Regions from separate parts of the Mus musculus genome. Here region 1 is linked to region 2. The links are chromatin contacts, found by Hi-C or POLR2A ChIA-PET in ENCODE. All regions are on one chromosome and are shown on one strand. The core of a region is the stretch at or near the end of the contact, and the rest is flanking DNA. Distances in the headings are between cores, read along the strand shown. Region 1 has its middle 44 kb from the start of Gm46842. Region 2 holds the start of Chd7 (chromodomain helicase DNA binding protein 7).

Region 1 (3,621 bases), core at 911-3,410, 260 kb before region 2:
AATGGTAATCTTCCTTTTAATATGCTACCACATGCCAGCCCAGAGCAGCTGTGCACACACCACACGTTGGACTGGACATGAAATATGGTCCAAGACCATTTTTTTAAACATCCATTCCCAGGGCTTACAAAACACATTTACTTGGAGGGAGGTCACACAGTCTTCCTTCAGCATAAAAAGGTGGCTTTGAACTAGGTACGGCCATCTGGAAGCAGCCTCCTCGCCTATTGATATGTAAAGCACACATATTACACCATCTTGCCGGGACAGTGCCGCAGGAGGCTGAGGCACACAGGCCTGTAATTGTTTAAATATACAGTCTCCAGCTCTCCAGAGCTTGCTTACCTTGCTCTGAGAAACCATTTGCCAGAAGCAGAGGTGGCTCTGAACAGGCCGGGAGGAATTTGCTCATAAGGGCAGTGATCTGCCTTTGAGAAAACGTGCTTGGAGCCCAGATTTTAGAGAAACGTTTGGATATTCTCCACTGTTGCTCCAGGCCTGCTAACAAGAAAGAATGTGTCAAGCGCGTGTCCAGGGGTCCATAGCAAACATGGTGGTGGAAATAATGACCCTTGCTCTTTTGCCCATTAAAGTGACATCTTTGCCTCCCAAACCCTCCAGACTCTCAGAGAGATAGCACCCTAAAACTCACTTTCTAAACAAACACACACATACACACACACACACACACACACACACACACACACACACCAGGAGTGAAGGATTCCATATTGCCAATTGATCTCTACTTGTCAAGGGGATGACCGTGAGTTTATTAACATTTGCTCTTGAAAATGGCCTGCCTCGCTCCACCCTCACGAGTCCTTTTGGTATAAAGATCTTATCCAAATACACGATTGACCTCTGGGGCTATTTAACGTTTATGTTGTCTCTCTCTCTTACTCCCTGGCCTTGTTTTCTCATAGGTTTGCTCTTTCAAATGTACATAGCATGGATAACATAGGTCATCTGCCTGAAATGTAAATCATGGGCAAACTTTCAGCTGGGATGAGTGGCTGCGAATGTGACTTACAGTGGATACCTGCTCAGTATTCTTGAAGCCATGGTTTCAACCACAAGCACAGAAAAGGGGGCCTGGGGGAACGACATCACATTGTATGCTACAGATAGACACAGCATTTAATGGCTAGTTATGCCTCGATAAAGTTCAATTACTTTATGTGTTTGTTCGATTTTCTCCACCACACTAGGAATGGAAGCCAAGACCTTGAGCGAGCTAGCCAAATGCTCTGCTTCTGAGCCAAGTCCCCAACCCTAGAAAATAAAAATAACTGACATTTCAGTAGAAACTAGGGAAAGAATAAAGAGCTCTGGGTAACTCAAAGAGTTAAGCCATTATATGCACAAATAACAGAGGTCCTGTACAGAGGGGGGCGGGGGGAGAGAACAAGAGCTCCTTGGAAGGAGTCGACTGTAGGTCACACTGTCCTTTCCATTGTCAAGAGCTTGAAAGAGGCTAATAAACCCAGCAGCCTATAGCAAAGGTAATTTATTTTATATTCCCAGTCATCACATGCAATATTTTTGGAAGGGGAAAGCAAATATAATTCAAAAGGAATGATAAACAGTAAAACAATACCTAGTCATGTTTCTACCTTCCAGTTATGAGATCACATGCCTTTCACCTCCCTGCAAGGTGTTTTCTCCATCCTCTTTCTGGTGTCATCATCTTGGGGGTGACTAGCTAAGGACATGGGGTCAGCTTCACTAGCCTGTAGTCAGAGGCCCTTCTGAGGGATGAGAAGTGATGCACACCACCTGAGACAAGCAACTTGCAGGTGTGAGTGTCCACACAGGCACCTCTCAGCTCCACCCCACAGAGAACACACCCCTTGGCTGGGGGCTGCTCCAGGCTCAGGGACTGATTACAATGTACAGCCGAGTCCCTGAGCCCGTGAGTAGCCCGCCCAGCTTCTCCTGGGCTCCAGTGAGAGTCTAGCTGGCTACATTCCTGAGTCACACTTGCTCCATTTTAGGTGGGTGAGGTCACTGGTCTGCAGATGAGGGAACGGTGCAGCTCGTTCATGAGTTGGAAGAGATTACCATATGACCATTCAGTAAACAGACTGGAGTCCCCGGAGGGTTGCAGACAGCTGGGCTCTGCCTCTGGCTGTGAGCAGTGGGAGCCCTGGGACTCCAGAAGCCTGTCCATGCTTTAAGAGGAGCCAAATCTCTGCCTGAGCTCACGTCACACCAAGTCCCGAGTCAGCCAGCTCAGCAGGAAGGAGCTCCTCACAGGAGGAGGACTCGCTGCTCTGTGCAGGTTTGCAATGGACTCTGGGTAAACAAATACCAGCACTTAAAAGAAGGGCGCTCTAAGCCAACACAGCACCAGGCAGGCTGGCCTCATAGTTCTGTGCTGATAGCAGTGGGGCTGCTGGTCAGAAATGCAGCTTAGCCTTCTGCTATTCTTTAAGGTAGAACTGTGACAGGGAAACAAATCCATTTAACAATCAGCAGAAGGGGACCCTAATCAAATGTCTGTGAAACTACAGAATGCCCTCCGAGAGTGGGATCCATCCTGCTTCGGCCTGCCAGGGTCCCACCACCTTCATGATCAATTGGAACATCCTTTCCATGGTCAAGTCAGATTAGCTCCATTCTGCTTCTGCCTCAGGCTTCATCTTCCCTCCCTTCCTTTCTTCCTGAGAACTCTCATTTTTAAGCTATGAGGTAGGACTGTCATGGGACACACTGAGCTGCCTCTACACTGGCGGCATGATCACACAGTAGGTGACAACCAGCAAGGATTACAGAGGAAGTTAGTGTGTATCATGAATGGGAAGAAGCGAGGTACAAAGGCAGACAGCACAAGAAGGACACCCTTAGAATCTCCAGAAACGAAGAATAGAGGGTGAGAGTCATGGTGCTGGAGGCTCTGTGCAGGAGGCTGTCTCCAACAGCCTGTGAGGTAACTTCACAGTGAACCATTTTCACAGGTCAGCACAGAACCTCTTAGAAGTTAAATCGCTTGCCCAAAGATATGGTAAGAATCAAGACGACTGGAACCACACAAGGACCCCCAGCCTAGACGCTGTGTATCCCAGTCACAGTTAAACAGATGCCAAGGCACACAGCGCCTCGGGGCCACTGGGAGTTCTGCATCCTGCCAGCCACTGAAGTGGCTGTGGAGACAGAGACAGGGTAGGAAGAGTAGAAGGCGGGAAGGAACAACATACGCTACCACGATCTGCTGTAGGACTGGCATGACTTAGGTGACCAGGGAATGTGGAAATGACTGGCATACAAAAAAGGCTGGGGTTGTATGGGCCACGTGCTCCGATGGAGGAGCGCCAGCAGCAGCCTGGAAACACAAGTTTATTACACAGAGCTGAGGTCACGGAAATCCTGGAGGAGACTAGCTAGCAGCTCTCTGTAGGAGAGCAGTCTCAGGTTGCAGTCATCCCTGAGGAGGGAGCTCTGGGTGACAGTTTATGCACACAGTGTCAACTCCACACAAGAGGAAGGCCTTGCCATCCCTCTGAGAATGACCCAGGGAAGGCCTTGCCTGAGGCACTGAGAAATTGGCCATGGCTCTGCTCATGGCAATAATACACACTTACTTTGGACTTCATCTGCACCCCACAATGCATAATGGTA
Region 2 (3,717 bases), core at 736-3,235:
AATTCTAGCAATTCAAAGGAAACTCTCCATGTGGGTTGCTACTTTTCTTTTGTCCATTGTCTGTTCAGAAGAGGGAAGAAGAAGGGGGAAAAAAAAAAAACTAGTTTAAAACCCAGGCGTGAACAGTCTCTAAAAGTGACCTCCAGGGAGAACCGCGCTGCCGGGCCGGAGCTCCTCCCGGGCCGCCGGCTCCACGGGGGCGCTCACAAAGCGGGCTACCGGGCCAGAGTTTGGGGTGCGCTCCCACGGCGCAAGGCTCCTCGAGGCAGAGCCATCCGGAGAAAGGCGACTCGGGAATGATGGCTGCTCGGGGCCAGCGGCTCCTTCCCCGGAGCCTCCTGACCAGTCCCCCGCCAACCGGCCGCCCCCTCCCCGTGCCACTCAACCCGCGCCGCCTCGCCCACCCCGCACCGCGCCCCGCCGCGCCCCGCCCGCGCCCCCAGCGAGCCCTGTCCCCGGTGCGAAGCAAACAAACAACGCGTTCCCCGCCACCCTCCTTCCTCTCTCGCTGACCGCTCGGCCTCCAGCCACCTCGGCCGCTCGCGCCCCGAGCCGGCTCTCCGCGGGGCCACCGCGTAACCCCGGCGCTCCGGGGCCACCTGGCGACCCCCGCCCCCGCCCGGACCCCCGACAGGCTGGGGGGAGGGGAGCGGGGACGCGAGTTGGGATCGCGGATTAAAGTCGCTATTATGCCGCCGCTGGCGGCCCGGCCAGCTCGGCAAGGTGGGGTCCCCCGGTCGCCCGCCCGCACTCGCCCCAGCCCGGCTCCCTTTCTTCTCGTCCTCGCGCACTTGGGAGCTGCCGGGGAGCCCCAGGAACCCCTAGCTGCGGGCTCGGAACTCTGCGACCGCCGCCGCCACCGGCTGGGCTCGGGACGCCCCCCGCGCCGCGTGTTCGCGCCACCCCCGCCCCCGCCCCACGCGGCGCCCCGCGCACTTTCCCTGCCGCCGACCCACCTCGCCCGTGGCCGTCCCCGCACGGGCTAGCGCCGCCGCGCCCGCAGGGACGCACTTTGTTCGCGCCGGTGCGGCCGCCGCTCCCGGCGAGCGCGGCGTGGTCGGGCCGGAGCGGGGGGCGGGGGCGAGGCGGGGGGCGCCGCCGTCCCCGAGCCCCGCGCTCAGCGCCCCGCGCCCGCGCGCCCGCCGCCGCTCGCGCCGGAGTTGGAACCCAACTTTTTCCTCCTTCCCTTTTCTCTCGAACGCAGCCGGCAACTCGTGCTCGGTGCCGGCGGGAGGAAACGCGCTCGCGCTCCCCAGAGCGCAGACACGCTCCCTCCTGTCCCCGTCCCCCCCGACGCCGGCAGCACAACAAAAAGCCATTTACATGCGAGGAAGTGACCCTCGGCCGCCCCGCGCGCCCCCGCCGCCGCCGGCCCCGCGGACGCAGGCAAAAGTTGGGGCGCGGGGCGGCGCTCGGGCCGCGGGTTCGGGCCCCGGCGGCAGCAACGCAGGCGACCGGGCGGGCGGCGCTACGCTCCTGCCGACCGCGGCCCCCGCGCACCTCTCCCCGCGCCCCGCACACGCCCAACTCCCCTCTCGCAACTCCGCGCGGCCGCGGCCCGGCACGGTTTCCTGCCGCCGCCCCTCCCGGGGGCGCCGGGGAAGTCTGCGCTCACCGGCTCGCTCCTTCGCTCGGGCTAGTCAGCCGCCGCGCGCCGTGGGGAACAAAACGCAGAGCGGCTCCGGAGTTGGCTCGGCGGCCGCGGCCGGGGGCTGATCCACGGACGCGGAGTTGGCCGCGCGCGGACGGGGCTCTGGCGAGTTGCGGGGTCTCCGGGTCCCCGGGCCGCCTCCTCCGCGGCGCTCCTTTGTGTAATTCCACTCGATTCAAGTTTAATCCGATAGTTCCCGAGCACGAGCGCGTCCGCACCACCACGGCTCAACCCCCGCGCCGCCGCCGCCACCGCTGCCGCCGCCGCCGCCGCCGCCGCCGCGGCCCCAGCACGCCAGCGCCTGCGCGCGCCCTGCACGCCGCGCGCACGAGCCTCCCGGGCCGCGCGCGCCCGCGGCCGGCTCTCTCCGCGGCGCGCCCGCGCCCGCGCGCCGCCACCTGACGTCAGGCGCGCCTGGCATAATTTATGCAAGAATTCGGCCGGGGTGGCGGAGGCCGCGGAGAGGCCGAGAGAAGGGGGCGGCGCGGCGCGGGCGGCCGCCCCTTCCCGTCCCGCCGGGCGCCGGCGCAGCGGGCGGGTGTCGGTCCCGGTGCGCGGCCGCCGCAGCCTCTCGGGCCGCCTGCTGCCAGCGCTCTCGCGCGGGTGCAGAGGGTGCCACGTTTCCGCGCAGCACCTTCCCGGAGCCGCGGTGCGCCGCCCTGGGGCAGGAAGCGGAGGCCCGGAGCCCGTAGTGACCCCCCGCCACCGCGAGGGGTGGCCAGCCCGGTGCGGACCGAGGAGGCTAGGGGTGTTTGGGTGTCTCTTCTGTAATTATCCTTCAACTTGAGATGATTTTCCCACACGAAATACCTAGGATGGACGCCTTTCCTTTCAAATAGATCCATCCCTGCCTCACCACTTGGCTTTAACTGACGTCCTCGGTGATAGGACAGCGGGATCTGCCACTAAATCAAAAAGTTTTAACTAGAGAGCATTGATTTTAGTTGAATTTGTTAGCATGCCAAAAAACGAAGGGATAGCGCAATGGTTATGAAACAAAGAAATAGGATGTGTGCCCATTTTTAAACGTGTCAGAACTGGAGTGTTTTCATCATTCCTTCGCCAATGTGGCACTAAATATCATCTTCCAGCTTTGAATAGCCGACCTTCTTGCCCATTTCTCTTTCCGGTACAAGATGAATATTAACCTTGAAGACATTTTTTAAATTAGTTTCCCTCTTGTGTAATAGATATTTAAACATTTACTAAGCATCTTTTGTGTGTGAAACACGGAGCAGATTTATAAACGGTCAACAATTGTAAACTCCAGTATGGTTTTATTAGGCTAAAGACTGCACTCACTTATAAATAAGGAAGGAGGTTATACAGCCAGCTATGACAGCTGTGTAAGTGCTATTGAACTCAAAAATCGTAGAGAAAAGGCAAAGCATGCTAATCTGGCCCACTGATGGTTGTACTACTACTGAGCTTAGAATCACACAGTTTTATATGGACAAATGACTTGCCAAAACTGCTTCATTTATACTGCAGCTTAATCAGTTAGACATCTATCTCCTAATAGAAATAGTTTTACTCTTTTTTTTAAAAAATTTTTTTACAATTGTTGCTTATTTAAGTGCATTGATTCTGGTTTTCTTTCGCCATAAGTTGGATTTCTAAAAGAAACATAGTCATCAAATAGTTTACAGATAATCAGAAGAAAACATTAACACTACAGGGAAAAAAATGTGACATTGAAAATCTACTTTTTTATAGCTCCAGTATCATAAACCAAAAATCACAAATCTAATGTAAGTCTTCCACTTATAATAAGTTTATATCCCTCAAAGTAAAACTATCATAGATACTTGGGGGGGAATCTCACTTGTCAGACTCGCATCTATTTCAAGACAACTTACAAGCTAAATAATATGACCTCTACATTTAATGAAAGTATAACGTTTAGGCTCCAAGTGACTATGTGGAGGTCTCCTGTTGTGTCCTTGTGTATTTCACTAGGACGTTGGGACACTAACTTTTGTAATGTGCCAAAGATAAACACAGTCAGTGTGGGACATATCAGCCACATCTCCCCTCCCTGACTTAATATCCTCCTTATCCGGGAA

The links. A loop is a pair of places that touch in the nucleus more often than their neighbours do. ChIA-PET counts read pairs that join two places held with the same protein, here RNA polymerase II (POLR2A).
Region 1: a loop to region 2 is called in a map of gastrocnemius, with 2.2 times the contacts of the local background. The contact joins the enhancer-like site here to the promoter of Chd7 in region 2. A Hi-C loop is called at or near these places in 1 of 37 maps with a recorded cell type or tissue (gastrocnemius). POLR2A ChIA-PET finds 5 or more read pairs at or near these places in 1 of 5 experiments (embryonic stem cell).

The regions. Positions count from the first base shown.
Region 1 is chr4:8,953,115-8,956,735 of GRCm38, reverse strand. No RefSeq gene overlaps it. Among named protein-coding and RNA genes, the nearest start is that of Gm46842, 44 kb to the right of the region's middle. Within about 2 kb of position 2,160, at least 1 of the 3 ENCODE cell types and tissues checked has a DNase peak (open chromatin) inside an H3K27ac peak, as active enhancers do.
Region 2 is chr4:8,688,674-8,692,390 of GRCm38, reverse strand. It overlaps Chd7 (chromodomain helicase DNA binding protein 7), which reads right to left and starts at 1,985. Exons shown (of 38, transcript NM_001277149.1): 1 at 1,616-1,985.